Linked DNA regions of Homo sapiens: region 1 is linked to region 2. Evidence: read pairs that join two places in POLR2A ChIA-PET (ENCODE). Cell type or tissue: OCI-LY7. All regions are shown on one strand. Each heading gives the region's core, and the rest is flanking DNA. Links, peaks and the distances in the headings are about the cores only.

Region 1 (12,536 bases), core at 4,050-6,549, 190 kb after region 2:
AAAGGCAAAAAAGACTTACTGGCATATGTAACTGCATAGCATTGGAGGAGATTCAGGTACAGCTGGATCCAGGCCCCCACAGGATCATTGGAAGCTATTTCTATCTGCTTTCTTCTGTATTGGCCTCTTTTCAGGTGCACTCTCCCCCATCTGGTGGCCTGGGGCATATACAGTCTTCTGTTAATATTTTACTTGCTTATTAACTCCAGTATTTTTTATATACTGAGTTCTTTTTGAATGCTCTCTCTCTCAATAATTCCAGCAAAGGTTTGGAGACTTTTAATGGTCCAGCTAGGGCTATGTAACCATCTCTGAAGCAATCACATTGGCTAGGGCGGTAGAGTGGTCTCACCAAGAGGACACACATGCCCACCCCATTTCTGAGGCAGGGGCTTAGATCCACATGACACGGATTGAGAAAAGAAAGGTAGCTTTTGTTATAACAACTATTTGTACATACAAACTTCTCTGGAGTTAATTTTAGATAACTAATTTTTGAATACAGCGAAGTTTGAAATGATAGATTATAAACCTAATTTGTGAACATCGTCTTCCTACCTAACCGTATTTTATGAATTTCCACACTTAATGAAAATATGCTTTAAAAACATAGAAGTTTTCAATTCAAATGAGTAAGAAAGTTTCTGTACCGGGCATGGTGGCTCATGCCTGTAATCCCAGTACTTTGGGAGGCTGAGGTGGGCAGATCACTTGAGGTCAGGAGTTTGCGACCAGCCTGGACAACATGGTGAAACCTCATCTCTACTAAAAATACAAAAATTAGCTGGGCGTGGTCGTGGGAGCCTGTAATCCCAGCTACCTGGGAGACTGAGGCAGAAGAATCACTTGAACGTGGGAGGCAGAGGTTGCACTTAGCCAACATCCTGCCACTGCATTCCAGCCCGGTCGACTGAGCGAGACTCCGTCTCAAATATATATATATATATATATATATATATATATATATGTTTTTTTTTTAATAAAGCAATTGGGCAGCAACAGAGCGCTTATGTCTTTATATCGAATGGAAGAAAAACCCAATAGAAGAAATCTACTGCTTCTGACAGATCTTAGGGCATAATTTATTCAGACTTGGGGCCTTGAGTTCAATTTGATTCATTGAAAGCTCAGGAAACATTTTGGTTTGGTTTAAAGACTTGCCCATTTAGTTTTCCTACTGAAGGGATTTCTAACACAGTACCTGGAAAAAGAAAGTGTTTCTAGATTGAAGGAGTTTGCTGCAAATCTTCTCTCTTATTAAAGAAATACTCGTATTTCTGACTTCATATTTTCCCTTCTCTGAGGGGGCTTGTATTCTCTTTCATTGCACAGGGGTAAGATGCATTTTGGAGATGCGTTGCTTGATTTTAACTTCTGGCTCTGTTTCTCTGACTGTGACTTCATCAGAAAGCTAGTCACTCAGTGCCTTTCTATGCTTCCATTTCCTCATCTGTGAAAACCTACATAGGATAACCTACAGAAACTACTTAGGATGGTGCCTGGCACGTAGTAAGCCCTTTATTGGTGTTTGCTACCACTATTGTTATTTCATGAGCTCTCAAAGCACACAACCACAAGCCTGTTTTACTTCTGGTTGAGATGAAGCTTGGAGGGCAGAGGGCAGACGCCTGAAGCTAAGCAGCTTATTAAAAGTAGAATAGAAATAGATGAGAGGAAACCAAAGTGCTTTTCTCTTTAGATAGTTATCAAAGCACGCTTCGCTGCAGACTATGGGCTTGGGTATGGCCAGAGATCAAAGGCCCTCTTATGTGCAGTGACATTTCTGAGCACAGGGCTGAGTTATAAAACCCTTGAATGGAAGGTTTTGGAACTTGGAACACGGCTTGGGCTAGAAGGGCAGGGTTTTTATAGAGGCGATTCATGGAAGCGCTTATGCTGGTGAAGAACCCAGACTGTTATGACTCACTTGTCTCTTTATTGCTTTGGACCAAGAACTGTTGTTTCCTTTTAAGTGCCCCTGTAGGAGATGAGCTACAGACTAGGGCCAAGATAACTCTTGCAGGAAGACAGAGTGGCTTCAGTGAGTGTGAACGGGAATACCGCCTTGTTGGGCTCTGGGTCAAGTGTCCTGGACGAGCAGAATAAGGATTTTATTTTACCAGGGTAGAATTGCTTTTGGAAACTGGCAGCATCCTTAAAATCTTAAACTTCAGATAAGCTTTCCTTTTGTCTGTCTGCCATTTTCATTCTCTGAAAGCCCAAACTAAATTTGATGGTGTGACAAGTAGAGGACAGAAGAACAACTTTGGAAAGTAGAAATTAATGTGTCTGGGCTGCTACATATAGAACTAGGGATAGCAGAAGGGGTCATTTGAAGTCCAGGTTGCCTGAGGTCCTGCTAGATCTCCTGGGAAAAACTGAAGGGGACTTTTGGACTGATGGTGAGGCCTCGTGCGGTAGGCAGACTCCTAAGATATATTGCAGTGCTCTCTAACTCCTGGTCCTTACCTCTTTAGGTAAGCTCCTCCCCTTGTGTTCAGGCCAGACCTATTGACCTGCTTCTCATGAATGGAATATGACAAAAGCAATGGGATGTCACTTTCATGATGAGGTTGCAAGAGGTTGTGATTTCTACTTTGCTAGGAATCTCTCTTGCTGCTGCTTTCTCCTCTCTATTGACTTCTTGGCTTGTGTGCTTTGATGCTGAAACCAGCTGCCATGTTGGAGGAACCTGCAAGGCAAGAAATCCAGGGCAGCTTCTAGTCAGCATCCAGCAGAGAACTGGGTCCTCAGCCCAACGGCCCAAAAGGAAGTGAAACCTGCCAACAGCCACCGGATGAGTTTGGAAGTATATCTTGTCCCAGTTGAACCTTGTGTTGACTGTAGCCCAACTGGAGTAATTTTCAATGCAGCAATAGATAAAGAATATACCAGGTCAGTAAAATGTACTGTCTTGAACAAGGAGGGAAACAAAGATTACCCTCAAACTCTGGGGCTTTGGATACTCTTTATGAGTTTGGAACTTATTGTGAAGTAGCAGATCATCCAGAATTCAAGGAGACAGTGGTTCTTGGTCCCTGGGAGATCCTAGGTAATGTTATGGTCTCCAATACAGTGCTTGGCAGTTATTCCAAGACATTTGAGAAAGGATGCTAAAGCCAAGAGTGCCAGGATTGCTTTGGAACTCCTAATTGAAGCTGAAGTCACTGGTTGGGAGAAAATCTCCTCCTTGGTGAACAGGAGCAGGAAGTATTAAGTGTGGGGAAAGACAGAGGCAAATCCAAGTCTTTATTTATTTATAATTCTGGTTTCAGAATGGAGCTACCACATGGTCAGGAGGAAGAGACTCACAAAGAAAGATGAAGGTTGCAGAGAGGTGCTATGGAAATAGCACATGCTAAAGGAGTCTTCTAAGCAGCCCAGAGGCGATGACATACCAGTGCCAGCAGAGGAGGAGAACCACGCTTCAGTATAACAAAAACTTCAATGAATCATGCTCAATGTGGAAAAGTCGAATAGACATGGCTGAGGATAAAAGAAAAGAACGTACACATAATCTCACTACCCAGAGAGAAGCAATGTTGACATATTTCTCTTCCTCAATGCATATTTATATATTGTTGATATTTTTACTGTCTGTGCAATTTTGCTTTAATTAAACATTTAGATTATGAAATAATTCAAACATACCAAAACAATATGTCACCAAGTGTGGCAGTTTGGATTAAGATGGGTGGCAATAGAATGAGTTCCTCTTCATTCCAGGCAATAACATGGGCTTAGACAAGAAAGACATTTATTTTTCTGTCACCTAAACTGTGTCTGTAGATGGTCAATCCAGGGCTGGTTTGGCAGTTCTATATCATCAGCACTGGGGATGCAACCTCCACCTCTCTGGTGTGCCATTCTTGGGATGCCTTTGCATTTGCAAGATGGTTGTTGGAACTCCAGAAATCTCACCCACATCCTACCCCATAGGAATTCCTCTTTCTCTCTAAAGAAACTCCCAAGAATGTTTATACCACACTTTCATTCATATCTTGTTGGCTAAAATGTAGTAACGTGGCCACATCTAATTGCGTGATAGGTGGGAAATGAAGTTTTAATTCAAGATGATGTGGCCAGCTAAAAAATTCTTTGCCAGGCCGTGGAACCAACAACCAGATTTAACATATGATGTCACTTCACTAATTTGGATCTCTTTTTTTTTTTTTTTTTAATTTATTTTTTTATTGATATAATTTGGATCTCTTTAAAAATTTTTTAAATTAAGAAATGAAGAGTTAGGCCAGGTGCAGTGGCTCATGCCTGTAATCCCAGAACTTTGGGAGGCTGAGGAAGGTAGATCGCTTGAGCCCAGGAGTTTGATACCAGCCTGGGCAACATGACAAAACCCTGTCTCTACTAAAAACACAAAAAATTAGCCAGGTGTGGTGGCATGTGTCTGTAATCCCAGCTGCTTGGGAGGCTGAGATGGAAGGATCTCCTGAGCCCAGAGAGTTTGAGGTTGCAGTGAGCTGTGATAGCCCCACAGTACTCTAGCCTGGGTGACAGAGTGAAACCCTATCTCAAAATAAAAAAAAAAAGAAATAAGAGTTAAAGATATAGATAGACTCTACTTTCACCAAGGATATAGAAAGCTAAAAAAGTATTACTCCCACATAACAAGAAAAAGCCAGATAAACTGCAACATTATAACTTTTCTTAAACCCATCTGAGAATTCAGTTTGGAGGGTGACTAAGCAGCCTGAAATCCAAGCAAAGACCGGCCCCTCTGAGAAGAGAGAAGATCCACACATTAGCTCCCCTTTGGGCAGAGCATGGGTGGTAGAAACATTGGGTACCATATTAGTAGGTAAGAAGTCAACTAAAATTTGTAATGATTTGGTAAAAGCTGAGTATGGGCTACAGTGACAGTATAGAAACCTTGGGATCCCAGACACCAGGGAAGTTCACACTTAGTAGTAGTTTCTTCTCCATGGACTTCTGTTGATTGCTCACAAGAAAGATTGAGTCACGGAGGGAGAACAGAAAGTTCTCTAGTTGGTTAAGAACTGAAGGATGGAGGAAATTGGTCCCTGCCACAGGAGACTCCTCCCCTATGGAACCAAAGCCATGAGCTATTGAAGGAGAAGCGGCCAACTGAGAGGTAGCACCACATTGAGGGAGCACCACAGGGAGCTGGGGGAAAGGTCAAAGACAACATTCTTTCTATGCCAGGGAAAGGGGTAGGAAAACATTCTAAGTATGAATGCTATACCAATACAACTAGCAGCCTCCTACTGGTGGGGAAAGTGCAGGAAGTTATGTCTTGCACAAGAGCTAAAGAAGAAAGCAGAATTTGGCTTACAGTGGGGAAGAAAGGCAGGATCAGTAAGAAAGTCATACCTCTGAGACCCAGGCACAAACAGCTTACCAGTTTAACAGAAAATCCTCTTCTTTCCAACAGAGAATTCCCCCTTCTGTCCCTCCCCCTGCCCCACAAAATCAGGTGAGCAAGCACTGAGTTTCAAGCATTTCAGCTTACTACTGCGGAAGAGACAAGAGCATGGGAGGAGATCCTCTGTGTAGTGCACACACATGGGAAGGCTGAAAGCTAAGCGTGGAGTAGAGATGTTTAGAAAAACCCTCCGGCATCCAGCCCCCGTACCAAGCACAAGGTCACACTAGAGGAATCTGAAGCCACTGGTTCACTAGTTACACTGAAGGTAACTATAGCAACAAAATCCCCTTCTCAGTTCCTGACCAGATTGACTCACCCTCCCTGCCCCACTAATAAGCTAATTTTAAAAACTTGTAAATGTGGCGGGGTGCAGTGGCTCATGCCTGTAATCCCAGCACTTTGGGAGGCTGGGGCAGGTGGATCACCTGAGATCAGGAGTTTGAGACCAGCCTGGACAACATGATGAAACCCTGTCTCTACTGAAAATACAAAAATTAGCCAGGTGTGGTGGTGCGCGTCTGTAATCCCAGCTACTCGGGAGGCTGAGGCATGAGAATCACTTGAACCCGGGAGGCAGAGGTTGCAGTGAGCCGAGATTGCGCCATTGCATTCCAGCCTGGGTGACAGAGCAAGACTCTGTCTCAAAAAAAAAAAAAAATGTGTATCCATTTTCAGGCACAAGTGCTATTTATCTTCATCTTTATTCTACACACACTGTCCAGCAGTCAGTAAAAAAAAAAAAAATTACAAGATATACACATAAGAAAAAAAGCCTGATTAAGGATGAATAAAACCAATTTATCTATTTTTAGTTTTAGTTTTTAAAAAATTTCAATAGCTTTTGAGGTACAGATGGTTTTGGGCTAATGGAAGAATTATATGGTGGTGAGTTCTGAGATTTTAGTGCACCCATCACCTGAGTAGTGTACACTGAACCCAATATGTAGTTTTTTTGTCCCACAACCGCTTCTTACTCTCCCTGTTCAGAGGCTCCATAGTGCAGTATATCATTCTGTATGCCTTTGTGTCCTCATAGCTTAGCTCCCACTTATAAGTGAGAATGTACCATGTTTGATTTTCCATTTCTGAGTTACTTCACTTAGAATAATAGCCTCGAATTTCATCCAAGTTGTTGCAAGCATTATTTTGTTCCTTTTTATGGCTGAGTAGTATTCTATGGTGTATATCACATTTTCTTTATTGACTCATTAGTCGATGGGCACTTAGGTTGGTTCCATATCTTTGCAATTGTGAATTGGGCTGCAATAAACATACACGTACATTATTTTTTCATATAATGACTTACTTTCCTTTGGATAGATACCCTGGAGTGGGATTGATGGATCAAATGGTAGATCTACTTTTAGATCTAGATTTCTTTAAGAAATCTCCACACTGTTTTCCATAGAGGTTGTAATAATTTACATTCCCAGCAGCAGTGTATAAGCATTCCCTTTTCACTACTTCCACACCAACATCTATTTTTTTGACTTTTTAATAATGACCATTCTGGCAGAAGTAAGGTGATATCTCATTTTGGCATTAATTTGCAGTCCCCTGATGATTACTGATGTTGAGCATTTTTTCATATGTTTGTTGGCCATTTGTATATCTTCTTTTGAGAAATATTATTCATATTTTTTGCCCACTTTTTGATGGGGCTATTTTTTTTTCTTGCTGACTCGTTTGAGTTCCTTGTAGATTCTGGATACTAGTCCTTTCTCAGATACACAGCGTGCAAATATTTTCTCCTAATCTATGGGTTATCTGTTTACTCTGCTGATTATTTTTTGTGCTGTGCAGAGGCTTTTAAATTTAATCAGGTCTCATTTATTTATTTTTGTCGCAGTTGCAGTTGCTTTTGGGGTTTTAGTTATAAATTCTTTGCCTAAGCCAATGTCCAGAAGAGTTTTCTTAAGGTTACCTTCTAGGATTTTTATGGTTTTGAGTTTTAGATTTAAGTCTTTGATTCACCTTGAGTTAATTTTTGTATAATGTGAGCAATAGGGATCCAGTTTCATTCTTCTAAATGTGGCTAGCCAGTTTTCCCAGCACCTTTTATTAAGTAGGGTAATCTTTCTCCAATTTATGTTTTTGTATGCTTTGTTGAAGATCAGTTGGCTGTAAATATTTGCCTTCATTTCTAGGTCCTCTATTCTGTTGCATTTGCCTAAGTGCCTGCTTTTATACCAGTACCACGCTGTTTTGGTATCTATAGCCTTGTAGTATAACTTGAAGTCTGGTAATGGGATGCCTCCAGATTTGTTCTTTTTGTTTAGGATTGCTTTGACTATTCTGGCTCTTTTTTGTTCCATATGAATTTTAGGATTGTTTTTCTAATTCTGTGAAAAATGATATTGGTATTTTGATGAAATTGCATTGAATCCATAGATTGCTTTGGGCAGTATGTTCATTTTCACAAGATTGATTCTTCCAACCCACAAACATGGGATGTGTTTCCATTTGTGTCATCTATGATTTCTTCCAACAGTGTTTTGTAGTTCTCCTTGCAGGTACCTTTCATTTCCTTGGTTAGGTAAATTCCTAGGTTTTTTGTTTTTTGTTTGTTTGTTTGTTTGTTTTTTTTTTGCAGCTGTTGTAAAAGAGATTGAGTTCTGGATTTGATTCTTAGCTTGGCCATTGTTGGTGTATAACAGCGCTACTGATTTGTGTACACTGATTTGGTAATCTGGGACTTTACTGAATTAATTTATCAAATCTAGGAGTCTTTTGGAGAAGTCTTTAGGGCTTTCTAGGTATATGATAATACCATCAGTGAACAGTTATAGTTTGAGTTCCTCTTTTCCAATTTGGTTGCCCTATATTTCTTCCTCCTGTCTGATTGCTCTGGCCAGGACTTCCAGTAATATATTGAATAGAAGTGGTGAAAGTGGGCATCCTTGTCTTGTTCCAGCTCTCAGGGGGAATGCTTTCAACCTTTTCTTATTCAATATGGTTTTGGCTGTGGATTTGTCATATATGGTTTTTATTAATTTGGGTACTTTATTAACTTGAAAATTTATTAAGTACTTTCTATGCCTAGTTTGTTGAGGGTTTTTTAAATCATAAAGTGATGCTGAATTTTATCAAATCCTTTCTCTGCATCTACTGAGATGATAATATAGTTTTTGTTTTTAATTCTATTTATGTGATGTATTACATTTATTGACTTGCATATGTTAAACCATCCCTGCACCCCTGGGATGAAACCAACTTGATTACAGTGTGTTGTCTTTTTGATGTGCTGTTGGATTTGGTTAGCTAGTGTTTTATTGAGGTTTTTGCATGTGTATTCATCAGGAATATTGGTCTGGAGTTTTCTTTTTTTTGTTATGTCCTTTCTTGGTTTTGGTATCAGGGTGATACTAGCTTCATAGAATGATTTAAAGAGGATTCCCTCTTTCTCATTCTTTTGGAATAGTTTCAGTAGTATTAGTACCAACTCTTCCTTGAATGTCTGGTAGAATTCAGCTATGAATCCATCTGGCCCTGGAATTTTTTTTTTGTTGGCATTTTAAAAAACGTACTGATTCAATCTCATTGCTTGTTAGTGGTCTGTTCAGGGTTTCTGTTTCTTCCTGATCTAATCTAGGAGGGTTGTATGCTTCCAGGAATGTATCCATTTCCTCTAGGTTTTCTGTTTTGTGTGCATAGAGGTGTTCAGAGTAGTCTCCAATAACATTTTGTATTTCTGTAGTGTTGGTTGTATGTCTCCGGTTTCATTTCTAATTGAGCCTATTTGAATCTTCTCTCTTCTTTTCTTGGTTAATCTAGCTAATGGTCTATCAGTTTTGTTTATCTTTTCAAAGAATCAGCTTTTTGTTTCATTGATCTTTTGTATTTTTTTGGTTTCAATTTCATTTAGTTCTGCTCTCATCTTTGTTATTTCTTTTCTTCTTCTTCTTCTTCTTCTTCTTCTTCTTCTTCTTCTTCTTCTTCTTCCTCCTCCTCTTCTTCTTCTTCTTCTTGTTTTCTTCTTCTTCATTTTTTGAGACAGAGTCTTACTCTGTCATTCAGGCTGCCGTGCAGTGGCATGGTCTTGGTTCACTGCAACCTCCACTTCCTGGGTTCAAGTGATTCTCGTGCCTCAGCCTCCTGAGTAGCTAGGATTATAGGCACTCATCATCATGCCTGGCTAATTTTTGTATTTTTAGTAGATATGGGATTTCACCATGTTGGCCAGGCTGGTCTCGAACTCCTGACTTCAAGTGACCTGCTGTCCTCGGCCTCCCCAGAGTTCTGGGATTACAGGTGTGAGCCACTGTGTCCAGCCTAACTGTGTTTTTTTTAAATTTCTTTTCCCCCCCTTAAGGATGTGACTTAAATGTTTATAGTTTATTGTAACCTAATTCAGGAGTGAAGGCTTTGTATGCTTTCAGGGGTGCTTTCAGGGGTGAAGGCTCTGTATGAGTTCCTTGGTTGTAGAGTCTTTGGATGATGGCTTATTCAGATGCTGGTTGTAGTAGCACTGTGCTCAGTGCGTGAGCAAGTTCACTGTCTCCCATAGGATTGGAATGACAGAGGTCTCTTGAAGCTTATCTCATTCCCCCATATTATGCACTTCTTTATTTATTTGTCCCCAAGTATTTTATTTACTGGGTTGAATAGTCCAGGCTTCAGACCAAAAGGGGAGCTAGGCCATGGGTGAAAACCAGCTGTGGCTAAAGCAGGTGGGTAAATGCAATAACCAATGATGGACAGAGGTCCCTGCCTTGACAGAGATGGCTGGGGGAACTCTCAGTGAAGCATGCTGAGGTCTTATCAGAAGGAAGGACTGGAGCCACCTCAGCTCTTCTGCCAGGCCAGCAGGAGAGCGATCCACCTCCCAGACAAACTCTTGATCCAGTGTTCTGGCTATTTAGAGCAGATAAGCACCTCTACTCATCTGCAGGAATGTTGATGTTCCAAGCAGAGAGGAATTGTGACTCTGTCTCTTGTGCAAGCCTGCACCTGGAGGGTGCTCCTCCAGTAGGGATGCAGTCACCCTGAAGTGTTCCAGAGAGGCTGTCTAGAGGTGCACCCACACTGAGTTCCCATGGGAAAAGCCCCAGCTGTGTTTGCAGTGGTGAATGAGGTAGAAAAGAAATCCCCCTCTCCAAGGCCCTTCACAAACACCAACACTGCCTGACTTGTCGGGGGAGAGCTACAGATTTTCCCTGCTGATCCCACCACTGCAATTGTGCCTCTGCTGAAGGAAACTTCCCACCAGCAGAAAGACCCGAGACTCAAGGCTTGCCACCTGGGTTCTTTTGTCCCACAGGGTGTTCCCTTGATGGGGTGCATTCCCCCTTCCTTTAGGAGTGGGAGGCCCTGAGAGCCAGACTACTGTGAATGCTGTTACTCCTCTGAGTCTAGCCACCCAATGCGGCTGCCACACTGTAGCCTGGTACTAGGGAATATCTGCAAGGGATCCAGATTTATGACCTGCTCTCAAGTCTCCCAGTAGCAGGTACCAGCACCAGCTCTAACAGGAGTGGCAGGGGAGTGACATAGACTCAGAGATTCCTTGGTTATAGAAAGTCTTCGTGTATTGGCTTCCTCAAATGCCCATTTGGGTAGTAATAAGTAGGTCACATGGGCAGATTCAGGACCTCCTGGTTAGCCAGAGTGGTGCAGGCAATGGTGATGGCTGGGTTCACACACAAGTTTTCTCCTTCCTGGGCACAGTGTTATTCTACCTGCAGATGCTGTAATGGACGGTGTGAGTTGGCCTCCAGCCAGGAAGTGATGCTTGCCAAAGAGCACCAGCTATAGCAGAAGTGATGGGATTTGTGCTTGCCTTATGCTACCCAGGGCTGGTACTTTGGATAATCAGGCAAGGGGTGGGGCCATAAAGCTCTGAAAAGTTTCTGTTTTTTGTGCTCCTAAAAGTTTCTGTCTTTCGTGTTAAGCTACCAGGGCAGGTGGTGGGCAAAGCAGGTGGGGGCTGGGTCAGGCAGGTCCATGTTTTGACTCTTCACATGTGGTGCTAGCAGTGGCCCCTGTGGGAGTTGTGGAGGTGGTTCTTTGGCCATTGGGATCATGTTCCAGAGAGGAGCATAACTGCATCTGCTGCATAGAAGAGTTCACGTAGGGAGTGGGGAGTAACAGGCAGCAGTAAGCCCCACCCAGCTCCCGTGCACTTGGCAAGGCAGATCTCTTACCTGCAGTATTCTGCTAGCAGCAGCCAGCTAAGTTCCTGGCCATCTATGCTTAGAACTCAAAACTTCCTTGGGCCATAAGCCTTCCCCTGTGGAGACAAGAACCATGGCTTTCAGGCCATGCCCCTGCCAGTCTGCCTGCACAGCCGGGGCACCCGGCTCATTTGCTCATGCCTGCAGCACACTTCCCATTCGCTCCCGGGTTCTGGCCAAGGGAGTTCTTCCCCACTCGAGGTTATATCGTGAAATTCAGTTGGGAGCTTCTTTTAATTAACTCAGGCAATGGCTGCTGCCTGAGTAAGTTGGCAGACTTTTGTGAGGTCTCCTGTGTGGCAGAATAAGGAATGGCTTCCCTTGGTCGATGCTGGAGACTGGGAGTGCATGCAGAGTTCTTCCTGCTGCCGTTTGTGCTTTAATATTCCTCTCCACTCTCAAAATCAGTTCCAGTGTTGGTTAAGGCCTTTCCCTGTGGCCTAGATTACCAGGTTCCCTGGTGGGGGTGTATACCCTGGAGGCAGTCACTTCCCCTCTCACATTCTGGGGACTTACAGTTTTTTTTTTTGTTGTTGTTGTTGTTTTGTTTTGTTTTTAACCTGGCTGGTGCCATAGGCTGCAGCCTGCTACTTTAAAAAAATAATCTGTGGGCCAGGTGTGGTGGCTTATGCCTGTAATCCCAGCACTTTGGGAGCCCAAGGCAGGTGGATCACTTGAGGTCAGGAATTTGAGACCAGCCTGGGCAACATGGTGAAACCCCGTCTCTACTAAAAATACAAAAATTAACTGGTGGTGATGCATGTCTGTAGTCCCAGCCACTCGGAAGGCTGAGGCAGGAGAATTGCTTGAACCCGGGAGGCGGAGTTGCAGTGAACTGAGATTGTGCCACTCCACTCCAGCCTGGGTGACAGAGTGAGACTCCATCTCAGACAAATAAAATAAAAATAATCTGTGGATTTTAGTTTTCCTGTTTAGTTCCTGCAGTGTTCCTTGGGAAT
Region 2 (12,536 bases), core at 4,878-7,377:
AGGGCAAGACCTTGTCTCTCAAATTAACAATAATAATAATTTGATGAAATATGACAAGTGACTGGATGGGACTGGAAGATAGTAAGCCTCAAGCAGAATTAAGAGAAAAAGGGGTATCTCTAAGGAAAACTAGTGGCTTGTGGGAATAATTTGTGATAAGATGATGGGGCTTTGAATCTTAAGTTTCATGTATCAGCAGGGTAGACAGGATAGATATTTGTACTTATTCTATATCCAACAGGTAGGTAACAGGGCAAGCTGTCAAAAAAGGGCTAGCCTGGCCAGTCAGATCTGAAAGTCAACCTGCACTAAGTTAAGAACTAAAACCTTGACTGTAGATGAGTTTGTGGTAATAGAGAGCCAATGACTAGACGCTGGTGTTCCAGCAAGGGAAGGCAGTAAGAAGAAATGGATCCAGAGAAACAGGCCAAACAAGGAAGGGCCAGTCCGAGAAGAGGAGAAATCAGAGAAGAGAGGATCAGCAAAGCCAAAAGAGGCAAGGATATAAAAGTCTTGCAGCATTAAAAGGAATGACTTTTTAAAAAGAAATCCTCAGAACAAACAATGGAAGAGAGACGTCTGAAGAAAAGCAACAAACTCAGAAATTTTTTTTTTCTCTAGCCTTAAATGGGTTTTTTCATAACATATCTTTCATCTATCTATTCCTGTGCCTTGAACCCAGAAATGGCCCTATGGACCCAAGAGGAACCCAAACTCAAGCGCCACCTAAAAACATGGGATTTGCCATATCTCTCTCTATTAATGGCAGTCACAAGTGAGCACTCTGCAGCCAAAACTTAAAATACTTGTTTCCCATTTCAAATGTTTCAGAAAGCTCATTTGCTAAACCAAAATAATGATCCCTTCCCAGATTCATGATACACTCAATTCCACACCATTTAAAATATTTCAGAGTTCTCTTTATTTTAACCACCTATTGTTAATAACACCCTTGGTAACTATGAAAGCCTTTCAGGATGATACAATCTTGACAAGATATAATTGTTCATCTGTGATAATCAGGTGGAAACCTAGCCTGCATTAATTAAAGGATTTTCAAATGACTTACTGCTAGCAAATATACATATAGAACTGCCATCCATTACTGGGATCATTTTTTAAAATACAAACATTATATGAAATCATGTTGACAGGTAAATGAGTCTTAAAATATCTGAAAATATTTTGTTACTTTAAACATTTCCTTTTATTATTACTTCAATAATTGTATACTAGCAATAAAATGTATTACTAATATAATTATACATTTATTAGTAATATAACAAATGCTATATTAATACATATACTGACTTCTCTAGGTACAGGGAGATGAATGCCCAAACTCTACCTTGAAGAATATGACCAAAAAGACTTCTGTGGAGAAATGTCTAAGCCCAGTGCTGCTCAAAGCTCAAGACAGATCACCTCGAGCAGGCGCATACTCTCTGAAAGCTTATGCCATTACAGTGAAGCTGGGCCAGAGACTGCATCTCATTCATCTTTGTACACAGCCTCTTCAGGGAAAAAGACACATAAGGTAACAATTGCAGCTGTATCAAAAGCATAGTAAGAGAAGCAAGGACCAGGGACTGCAGGGATTAGAGGAGGCCCTTGACTGCCTGAGCAAAACGCAGGGCAGGGAGGCCTCCCACAGTCTTCTCAAACACAGGTCACCTGGAAGGAGCCTGAGGAATACCGATTCTCTCTCACCTGATTTCAAATTATGTTTGAAAGAAATGATATTTGCAACCAGTGGACAGGGGTGACATGTCGGAGGAGGTGACAGAGGCTACAAACTAAATCCAAAACCATTCAGCTCTCAGACCTGAGAGTTTCTAAACACTGGATATAATGACGCTTATAAAATGTCATGTAACACTAGCAAACCCCAAAGAAACACAAACCTTGTATTTCTAACTTTGTGAATACCCTGAAGTGCTATCCCTTGGCCTTCCTTACATCGGAATTCATTCAAAAGGAGAATATCACAAAATTTAATTATAGGATAAATGAGTTACATTTGTGCTGCCTAATTTAGTGGAGTGCTCTAGAAAATGAAAGACAAATTCATAAGGCACGGTCACAGCAAAGCAGTACCCCAAGGCTCCTTAGGATGAGAACGTAAATATATGATGTTATTGCCATCAAGCTAGAAAACAGAAATCCTACCAGAAGAAAAAAATCTAAAATCCTAAATCACTGAACAGAGCTATCCTGTTCTGTTGGTCCTTTAGTATTACCTCAAAGTAGCATGAATGGCTCTGAGTAGCTTCGTTTCTCTGGGAAATCAATACCATTACAAAGCAAGCATATGCACAAAAATCTTTAATATTATTTAGCACTCACTATTTCTTAAATGCAACATGCTACTCGGTAACAAGGTATCAGCCGCCACACATGGTAGTGAAATATAAAAATGGAGGCTGGGAAACAGAATCAGAATCAGTCACTTAATAGCTACAGACCCCTGATAAGAACCACTTGAAACTCATTTTGTCAGCAAAATGAATTCATTCATTACAAAACTTACTGTAATATGTGTCAGACACTGTTAAGAACTAGGCCTCAAACATGAAAGACAAGGCCCTTTGCCCTCATGGAGCTTATATTTTAGCAGGTAAGACAAATTATAGAAAGTAACATTAGAGGGAAAGTTCTATTAGAAAGAGTAAGACAGCATAAAGGGGTTAAAGTTTGTCTGAAATAGGGATGAGAGGATACTTTTCCTGACAGGGTGGTCTGGAAAAGCTCCTCCAAGGAAGGCAAATTTGAGCTGAAACCTGAATGAAGCAAGTTAAGGGAAGATAAAGAAAGCAGTCAAGGCAAAGGGAATATATCGAGTGCAAGGGAAGTACAAACTCAGCGTGTTCAAAAAATAGCAAAGGTCAGTCTGGAGGAGCAAATGAATGAACACTGGATGGAAGGCGAGGTTGGAATATGGATTTTTTTTTCTTTTTCTTTTTCTTTTTTAGTGTGATGCTAAACCATTGGAGGGTTTTGAAAAGAAGAGTGACATGATTCATGTTTCAAAGGATTACTGTGGTTCCTCTGCGGAGAACAGGACAGAGCAAGGAAACTACAGAAAGACCACTTAGGAAGCTATCAAGAGTGGTCCAGATGAAACACGATAGAGGACTCAGCTAAAGAGCCAGCAGTACCACCACCCCCGTCAGAGGGCTGGAATTCCCCACTTCAACCCCTTACCTTTAAAAAAATCTACACAAGGCCAGGCACGATAGCGCACGTCTGTAATCCCAGCACTTTGGGAGGCCGAGGCAGGTGGATTGCTTGAACCCAGGAGTTCAAGACCAGCCTGGGCAACACAGCAAAACCCCATCTCTACAAAAAATACAAAAATTAGCCAGACACGGTAGTGCATGCCTGTATCCCAGCTACTCAGGAGGCTGAGGTAGAAGGACTGCTGGAGCCCAGGAAGTCGAGGCTGCAATGAGCCAAGACTGTGCCACTGCTCTCCAGCCTGGGTGACAAGAGTGAGACCCTATCTCAAAAAAAAAAAAAAAAAATTACACAAAGTGCCTGAGGAAAAGAGAGGCTCCATCAATATTACTCAGGGCTCATTCCTGCTTGAAATGCTTTGAGAATATCTTGCTGAAACCCATCTGTAAAGATATGGCATCAAATGGACAAAGCAAAATGCCACAGAGAAAAGGAGGAGGGACCTACACCATCAAGGACAGTTTAGGAATATATCCTTGCCAGGATCCATGGCCCCCATTCCTGCCACGCCCTCATGGGCAAGTCTCAGAAGAAGCACACTGAAAACTTTTCCAGCAGGTGCCCACCTGTGCCCAGGGAGCACCACCAGTCTGATGTGTGGGAGTGGAGGAGGGTGATTAGGTGCTACTGCCATCATATCCTACTCCCACTTGCCGCTGCTTTGGGGATGTCAGTTCTAAAGGAAGCAAGCTGATTACACCAGTCCCCAGAAGCTCCCATTCTTGGCCACACGACCACCACCTGTCATCAGGTGTTGGTGACATCCAAATTGGTTGACTAAAAGAATGTCATGCCCTCTGTCTTGGGGCAAAGAGAAACTTGAAGTTAGGTGACTTGTTCTGTCTTTGCTGTGGTTTCTAGACACAAGGAAAAGGCAGTCAGCTTCATGCCATACAACACCAAATGTTTCCTTTTTAATCCCCATTTCATCTAATATCAGGATTGGCAAACTTTATCTGTGAAGACTCAGATGGTAAATATTTTCGGCTTTGTGGGAAATATGGTTACTACTGCAACTACTCGTTTCTTATGTTTTTTTTTTTTTTGGTAGCACAAAAGGAGCCATAGACAATACATAAAGAAATGGGAGTGACTGTGTTTCAACAAAACTTTATTTACAAAAACAGGCAGCAGGCTAGATTTGGTTCACAGGCTGTAGCTTGCCAACCACTAGTCTAATATAACCTTTTAGTACAGTTTTCCAGCAGTTCACACACCCCCAAAGACATCAACAAAAAACAGATTAAGACCCCCTGATTTAGTAGAAGAAACTCATGCCAACATACAGTTACAGTGATATAACAGGTGCTATAAATAGAAACATTTCAAAAGTGCTATGGCCTAACAGAAGATAAAGAAAGAGAAGGAAGAAAATTTGCCAGAGGAGACTACAAAGGCTACCCAGAGAAAGTAAAATTTATGAATTTCAAAAGCCATGTAAGAGCTGACTAGGAAGACAAGAGATAAAGTCACTCCAAGGAGGGGAGAGTATGTACGAAGGCACAGAACTGAACAAACACGGTGTATTCAAGGACTAACGGACCATGGCTTCAGCATAGGGAACATGGGCATAAAGCAGTGCCAAGGATCAGCCTTTATATTCTAGACCAAGGGGGCCCATGAAACGATTAATAACATCATCTGTCCCATGTGCTTTCTGTACATGGTTGGTGAAGGTCAGGCAAGACGATCATAAACAACTGTTTTATATAACACTAATAACCATTGGTCTTCATATGTCCCCTTAGCAGTGAGGTCATCCCTGACCATCCTCAATGAAGTATGAGCTCTCCTACCCTAACTCTCCTTATCTATCTTGCCCTGCTTTATTTTTTCCATAGCATCATTTACTTTCTGACACGTATTTATTCATGTATGTCTATTTAATACATTATATATTATACCTATATGTATATATAAAATTCTAAAAGCATGTATTTATGTATTTATCTGAGTTCCCCTTTCCTCCCAACTGTTACGTAAGCTTCCTGAGAGGTGGGACCATATTTGTTTTATTCAATGCTACATCATTGCCTAAAGGTATGTCTCGTTGTTCTAGGTGCTCAATAAATGTTGGCCAAATGAATGCACGAATTCCTTTCTGGTCTCTCTTTCTGTAAACAATCTTTCTTTTTTTGTTGTTTTTGAGATGGAGTCCCGCTCTGTTGCCCAGGCTGGAGTGCAGTGGCACAATCTCAGCTCACTGCAACCTCCACTTCATGGGTTCAAGCAATTCTCCTGCCTCAGTCTTCCCAGTGGCTGGGATTACAGGTGCCCGGCTAATTTTTCTGTATTAGTAGAGACGGAGTTTCACCATGTTGGCCAGACTGGTCTTGAACTCCTGACCTCAAGTGATCCGCCCACCTCCTCGGTCTCCCAAAGTCCTGGGATTATAGGCATGAGCCACCACGCCCGGCCTGACAATCTTTCTACAATTCATCTTAAATACTTAAGATGACTGGATGAGAAATTAATTAAAAGATCTAGAGTCTAATGGTCTGGGTATGCCAAATTTTTAGCTCAGTTGCCCTTAAGAAGTCACTTAAAATATAACTAAAATTCAAAAAGACTAATGACAAGAAGAGCACCTAACAGCTTCACCCTTATTTATTTAACCTAGGGGCTTTTCCTATATCTGTCTCAGCAGGAAAATACTAAGATAGTATCCACATCCCTCAAAATAAAACGCATTCTTGAAACTAGCCAACAAAGCCATTTTTATAAATCTTTCTTTAAAAGACACCTCAAAGTATCTCATGCAACACGAATAGAAATCCACCAAGAAATTTATCGACTTTTACATAAAGTCATTCCAGATAAAGACTTAGGTTGACTTCACTGTTAGAAAATATTAAAGAATTTTATTTGGCATTTAAGGTTACTTTTTATTTAAACTAGGCTAATCTTTTGCCCAATAAAGATACTGGCCAATGAAATCCCTATAACCTGTCTTCTTTTTTAATCAGGTTGTGTGTATTCTCCTGCCAAAACCATACCCCTTTCTCAATGCCAACACAAAACTATTATTTTAAATACTACTACCAGTCATAGCCCAAATTCATACTGTCTTCCAGCTTCATAATTTTGCAACACTAAGATACAGGATAATTCTTAAAGATGTCCAGGCACCACCTATTTGGTCCATTAAAACAAAGCCAGCAGATGGCGCTCAATAAATCTACTCAAGTTCTGTGTCTATGGAGTAGTTTTAGAGATTGTTCTAACAGGGATTTCAGACAGAAAAGAAATTAAAACTACTCAAGTTTGGATATAATTTAATGTATGGTCCCTTTAATGAGAAGTATTCCTTAAAAGGAAGAGAGTGTTGAAAAATTGTAAGAGTGTAAGTTCTTCTTGTTTCAATGTACAATTCTCCCTCTCAAGTCTATTTTTGTCCAGCAAAGCTAAATTGTTCAGATGGTGCTGGCTTTCAAACACATGTGCGCACACACACACAGAGAGTGAGAGCAAAAGAGAGGGAGAGAGAGAGAGATGGGAGAGAGGGGGAGAGGGGGAGAGGGTGCGAGGGAGAGCAAGAGCGAGAGAGCAAGAGAGAGAGAGCGAGAAAGAGCAAGCGAGAGTGTCTCTACCTCTGAAAAATGTTTCACAACTCTCTGGAAGTGGTAGAATTATTAATTAGGTCAATACTTAAAGAGACATTCTCTCTTTTGCTAACAAAACCATATATTTGGCTAAAATGCAGACATGTAAGGATTTTTTTTTTTTTTTTTTTTTGGAGACAGGGTGTTGGGCCCTGTCACCCAGGCTGGAGTACAGTGGTGCGACCATGGCTCACTGCAGCTTCGATCTTCCAGGCTTGAGCAACCCTCCTGTCTCAGCCTCCCAAATAGCTGGGACTATAAATGCACGCCACCATGCCTGGCTAATTTTTTCTTTTTTTTTTTTTTTTTTTTTTTTTTTTTTTTGTAAAGACAGGGTCTCACCACATCGCATAGGCTGGTCCTGAACTCCTGGGCTTAAGCTATCCTCCCACTTCAGCCTCCCAAAGTGCTGGGATTACCAGCACGAGCCACTGCGCCCAGCCTGTATTAATTCTCCATAAAAATTTAATGAAAGAGTTAGAAGTGATTAGCTAAAATCAATCTCTCTGGCTCCTCATTCCTCGCTCCTTCCCCTCTCCTCTCTCCTCTCCCAGAGAGCAGATGGTTGAAGATTATACTCGGCTACTTTGTTGCTGATTGAAAAGGTGACATTCTGTCATTAAAATCTGAAGATCTGACTTCTGCTCTCACCTATATCTTACAGTTATTCACCTAGCTTTCTTGGTTATTTATTATCCTCAGTTCTCTTGTTTTTCTCCAAAGTCATCAATTAAGTTGGGACTCCAGGCTTCTAAGCTGGCCTCCACACACTGGGAAGCACAGAGTCTCCAAAATACAATCTGATCAAGCTACTCTCCTGATAAAGCCCTATGCCTGAGCATGTCCCTTCAACACACAGCACACAAAGCCCCCAACAAACCTAGCCCTCACTGACCCCTCCAGCATCATCTCCCTCACAGAGCCTCTCCTCAAACACTTTGCTACAAGTATACCAAGCCCCTGAGAATTCATGAACACATGTTCAAGGCTCACTCTTCCTACCTGTCTCACTACTCGGCCATGCTGCTCCCTTTATCTGTCACACTGATGATTAGAGCGAGAGAGTAAAGCATGAAATACAATGCCTTTCTTTTCTAAGTAGAAACCTGGGCCCCTTCCTCAGATGAAGGGCCTCCTTTACCTGATCTAATACATACTATGCCTCACCCACTGCAGGCAGATCAAGGTGCCCTCTGATTCCATGAGTCCATCAGGTTTGCACAATCGTCATCTCTGCACCAGCAATGCCTAAGTCACGGAGCCCAGCAGGTCAAGTTGAATCACCTCTGGTCACACATCATTCCTAACCCAGGGTACAACATGCTGAGACCATGGAAAAGAGACATTCAAAGTTGGGAAGTGGGACACTGTCAACTACAAGATTAAGAAGGGAAGGTACCAATACAGAATGGACAGCATTGCTTTGGGGGCTATAGTACCAGAGGAAGACCACAGGCTTTGAAATCACGTGACTTAGAATACCAGCTTCCCTTGTTACCAGCTGTGTATTTAAAACTGCTGATTCTTTTAGGAGCTACCTCAAATTCCCTGTAAGAACTCCTAGATTGTAAACTCTAAGAGGATGGAAATTATTATAATCCCATATCTGAAATGCATGAAATAATGGCTCTTGTATCAAATGCTTACTATGTGCCAGGAGTGTCTTAAATGTCTTACACAAATTAAGGTTGCCATTTAATCCCCTTACCACGACATAAAGTAAGTACTAAAGTATTTTAACAAGGTATACCAAGTACGTAGCATACACTAGGTACAAAGAAAATGTTCCCATCCATTCCCAAGTAAATAGAAACATCCCACATTTCATAATCTCCATGTCTCTACCTCTCTTAATCTCTTCTAGTAAAACACACTATTTCTCAAACAGAGCCAAATAAAGTATGGTAATAAAATTGATTACTTTTTGGTTTTACTTAATAATAGGTGAAGAATTTTAACTAAATGGCAAATAAGTCTTACGAAAGAAACTGTCTGAAAAGGTGTCATATGGAAATTTAGGAGAAGAAAATCCATCTAATTAATTTTAACGGTAAACCAGCTTTTTTGTAAAGCTGGTTAAGCTTTCTGATTTCTAACGAATAGTTACATGAGTATCAAACAACCCACAGTACTTAACCACAAAAGTAATCAGAAGAAAATTCTATCATTTCAGACATTATCACTTTTCTTATCTAGTGTTACCAGTAAAACCATTTCACAAAAACACGTATTTTAAGTTTTCCTTTTTAAGTGTCGACATTTTTTAAAGAAATAAGCCAACTTTATGAAAATCTTTCTAAGGGATATTACACATTTCCAGGCCTAAGAAGGCCTACTGATAAAGGTGTGCAGGAATATTAACTGAGCAACTGATACGTATTAAGATTTTTACATGTAGGAATGACATACTTAACTGCTTAAGATTAAATTACATATGTTAAATGCTTCTCAAAGTAACTGATGTTTAGTAAGTATTCAATAATTGCCAAATATTGCTGTCACTTTCTAAATCACATGTAGTGCTCATGAAAAATCCTGTAATATACATACTACCCTATATTACAGAACTTTTAAGATGAAGACTCTAAGCCTCCCACAGTAGGGCAGGAATGTAAAGCTGTGTCTACTTGACTCCTAAGCACATACACTTTCTCTACATGGGTTCTCAAAGTGTTGGATCACCTGGGAACTTACCAGAAATGCAATTTTTCACCCCATCCCAAACCTAGTAAATCAGAAACTCTGGGGTGTGGCCCAGCAATCTGGGTTTTAATAAGCCCTCCTGGTGACCCAAATGCATGCTCAAGTTTGAGAACCAGTGACCCCACAGCACCATGCTCCGCCGTACCAGTTACCACAAAGGTCTAGTGTCTGTCCCTAAATGGTTCCCCTTCTTCCCAACAAATTCCACTTTTCAGTGTTTCCTTCTGACTTTAATAATCTCACCAACATCCTTATTTCACAAATCCTAGGCAATAGCCCGCTTCTTCCCTACACCATGCAGGGTTAAACGCTGACACAGAGGAGCAATATACTGACATCATTAAAAGCCTAGGTTTCTGAAGAAAGGTCTGGTTTGAATTCTAACTCTGTTCTTACTAGCTGCATGACCTCAGCAAGTGACAAAAGTTCTCTGATACTTTCCTCTGCTTTAAAATGTAGAAAAAAAATAGTTATCTCATGAGATCATTAAGATGATTAAATGAGAAAAATTAATGTAGGACATATAGCATAGTGGATAAGCACTAGCAGGTATGGAATAAACAGAGGCTTAAGATCAGCGTTTGAACACAATACACATTTCTGCCAACCTCTACTGCATACAAATGCACACATATACAGTATGGCAAATGAAAAATCAACGTCCCATACTCACCAGAAAAACTGAAATATCGGTACTTCATTTTTAAAAACACCTATCTCTGTCTCACGGTCAAGGAGAAGAATTACTTTGTATTCTGAGACTTAGCAAGATATGGGCAACACATAATCACGAGTATATGGTGGCAAGAATATAATAAATTTCACAGGGATCTGGAAAATGAGGATTTGTGGAGGAACAATACTGGCTGTAAGAAATACCCACAGTTGTAGCTTCTTAATATTATGCTGCCTGGGATCCCTAAACCATACAAGACAGGACAAACTACACAATAATACACTTCACTCAAAGTAGAATTTAGGAACACAAGAGGTGATTGAGAAGAAAATGGTGTTCACGAGTGATGGTAGGTGAAGATCACCCCTGGCCTTCTTTAACAAATTCCGGAAGATGACAGGAATGGTAGGAAATACTCCCACAATCAGATTGGTGGTAGTCCCATGAACCAAAAAAGGAATGTACCATCGCCTGAGCAGTAAGATAAAACTCACATTTCCTTCTGTGGACAAAACAAAGAGAGACAGCTGAGAATTCCACCCCAGCCGCCAGATGCTCTGTATATCACATGGGGTCAACAGTTAATCCAGACACAGAGCTTTGTGAAGGGCTCCAAAGACACCAGAGCCAATAGCTCTTTCCTGGTTTAAAAAGGGTAACAAACAAACACATTTCTGGGAGTACAGGTGACATTCTCTATACTTAAAGATAAATACCCTAAGTTACAGCCCCCACATAAAAGGATCCAAAAGGAAATAAGCAGAATCTCTGGGGGGGAAATGTGTCTGAATGAGGAAAAAGTACTAAAGATGTGCATCACCAACCGATCAATCAATAAATTCGTGTATCCTCCAGAAAAATGTAATTTCTACCTCCGTGCTGATATAAATAAATGTTCCCAATGTTGTACTTGAAGGGAGCTATTTATAGATTTCTGAATTATAGATTCAGTGGGCTGACTTCACGAATCTAGCTAATAGTCTCATCTCAGGTGACAGAATTTCCAAAGAGAGCAATGAAAATGTTACAATCAACATACTAGAACTTTAAAATATAAATCTTCCTGTCTCAAACCTAATTCATAGGTTTGTCAGACCAATAAAATGAGATTTGTGTAGTAAGAAGCAAACACAGAGTGTTCCAAGTAAATACCCACACACCACACGGAAGCACTAGGCTACAGTGGTTGAAATCCGGTTTTTCACCTAGTATCAGTTCCAGGTTTTCACTAGGAGAGCACCTCTTAGAGGCTCTACCCAAAGATCAAAGCAAAGTGACACATTGTCCCAGATCACAAAATCCCCCTGTGTGGTTTCATTTATTGGCTGATGAACTACAGTAACCTTCCCTTTGGGGTCATAAATCCTAACCAAAAAGAAAACTCTCATCTTTGGCAAATCAGACATTTATAATCATCCATGTATGAGGCAACACCCTTTCCCAAAGAACAGCTTTAATTCTACTTGGAAACAATAAAAAACACTAGCATTATGATGCACAAAGTACTGTGATAGAAGCTGAAGTAAAAATGAGAGCAATAAAATAATAATTCAAATACAAAGCCCCTACCCTCAAGGAACATAATAAACGGAAAAGGCATGCATACAAATGTGCATCTGAAGTGCTCAAGCTCTTATTACAAAGTCTGCACAGAGTAGCCGGGGCATAGGAGTAGGAGTGATGGATCCACAGGAGGATGAAAGCTCAGGAGGGGCTCCACAGAGACAAGTGGCAGGAAATGAATCCTGAAAGATAAGTGTTTTTCTTTATGCATGTGTTAGGGATTGGCAGGGCTCGGGGGTGCAGTTCAGAGAGAGGAAGAGATGCCGTTAACAGTTTCACATGGCTGAAGGCTAGCTTACATAGAGTTGGAATTGGTTTACCTGAAGTACCAATGACTCAGCACGGGATCCATGGCTAGGGATTTTTAAACTCCAAATGCTGACATCAGAATACTGCTTTCATTTATGCTGTCCAAAAATCAGTCTCAGCAGCCCGTCTACAACCTCATTTCAAAACCTACTGCTCTTACCAATTCCATCTGCATCATAATCTGCGCTGCTGCTACTACTGCAAAGCATATGGGGCTTTAATTATCTACAATCATACAAGGAATAATTCGTGAAAAATTCTAAGTGACATAAAAATATCATGAAAAAAATGTGAAGTGCTAATTCCCTTAATTATCCACTGAAAATCACTGCTATCTCTTACAAAGAGATACCCAACCCTGTATTTGATAGTACACACCTTGATATTATTCTGAGTCAATAACGCAGTGATAATTTACTCAGGAAGCTAGCCTTTAAAAAAGAAAA

What was found. ChIA-PET counts read pairs that join two places held together with the same protein. Peaks named below come from ENCODE experiments on the same cell type or tissue, not always from the same donor. Only the 100,000 strongest peaks of a DNase experiment are listed, where the experiment ranks them.
Region 1: POLR2A ChIA-PET joins it to region 2 with 12 read pairs; 2 of 35 experiments call an interaction of 5 or more read pairs at or near these places.

Annotation. Positions count from the first base shown.
Region 1 is chr15:85,305,724-85,318,259 of GRCh38, reverse strand. No RefSeq gene overlaps it. Among named protein-coding and RNA genes, the nearest start is that of MIR7706, 69 kb to the left of the region's middle. RefSeq lists enhancers at 5,310-5,389, 5,410-5,589. In OCI-LY7, for the core only: no CTCF peak of the experiment used is centred there; no DNase peak of the experiment used is centred there.
Region 2 is chr15:85,499,131-85,511,666 of GRCh38, reverse strand. All of the region lies in intron 2 of AKAP13 (A-kinase anchoring protein 13), which reads right to left. Among named protein-coding and RNA genes, the nearest start is that of AKAP13, 120 kb to the right of the region's middle. In OCI-LY7, for the core only: CTCF peaks have their summits at 6,177 and 6,393 (motif pointing right); a DNase peak (open chromatin) is centred at 6,396; H3K27ac peaks cover 619 bases.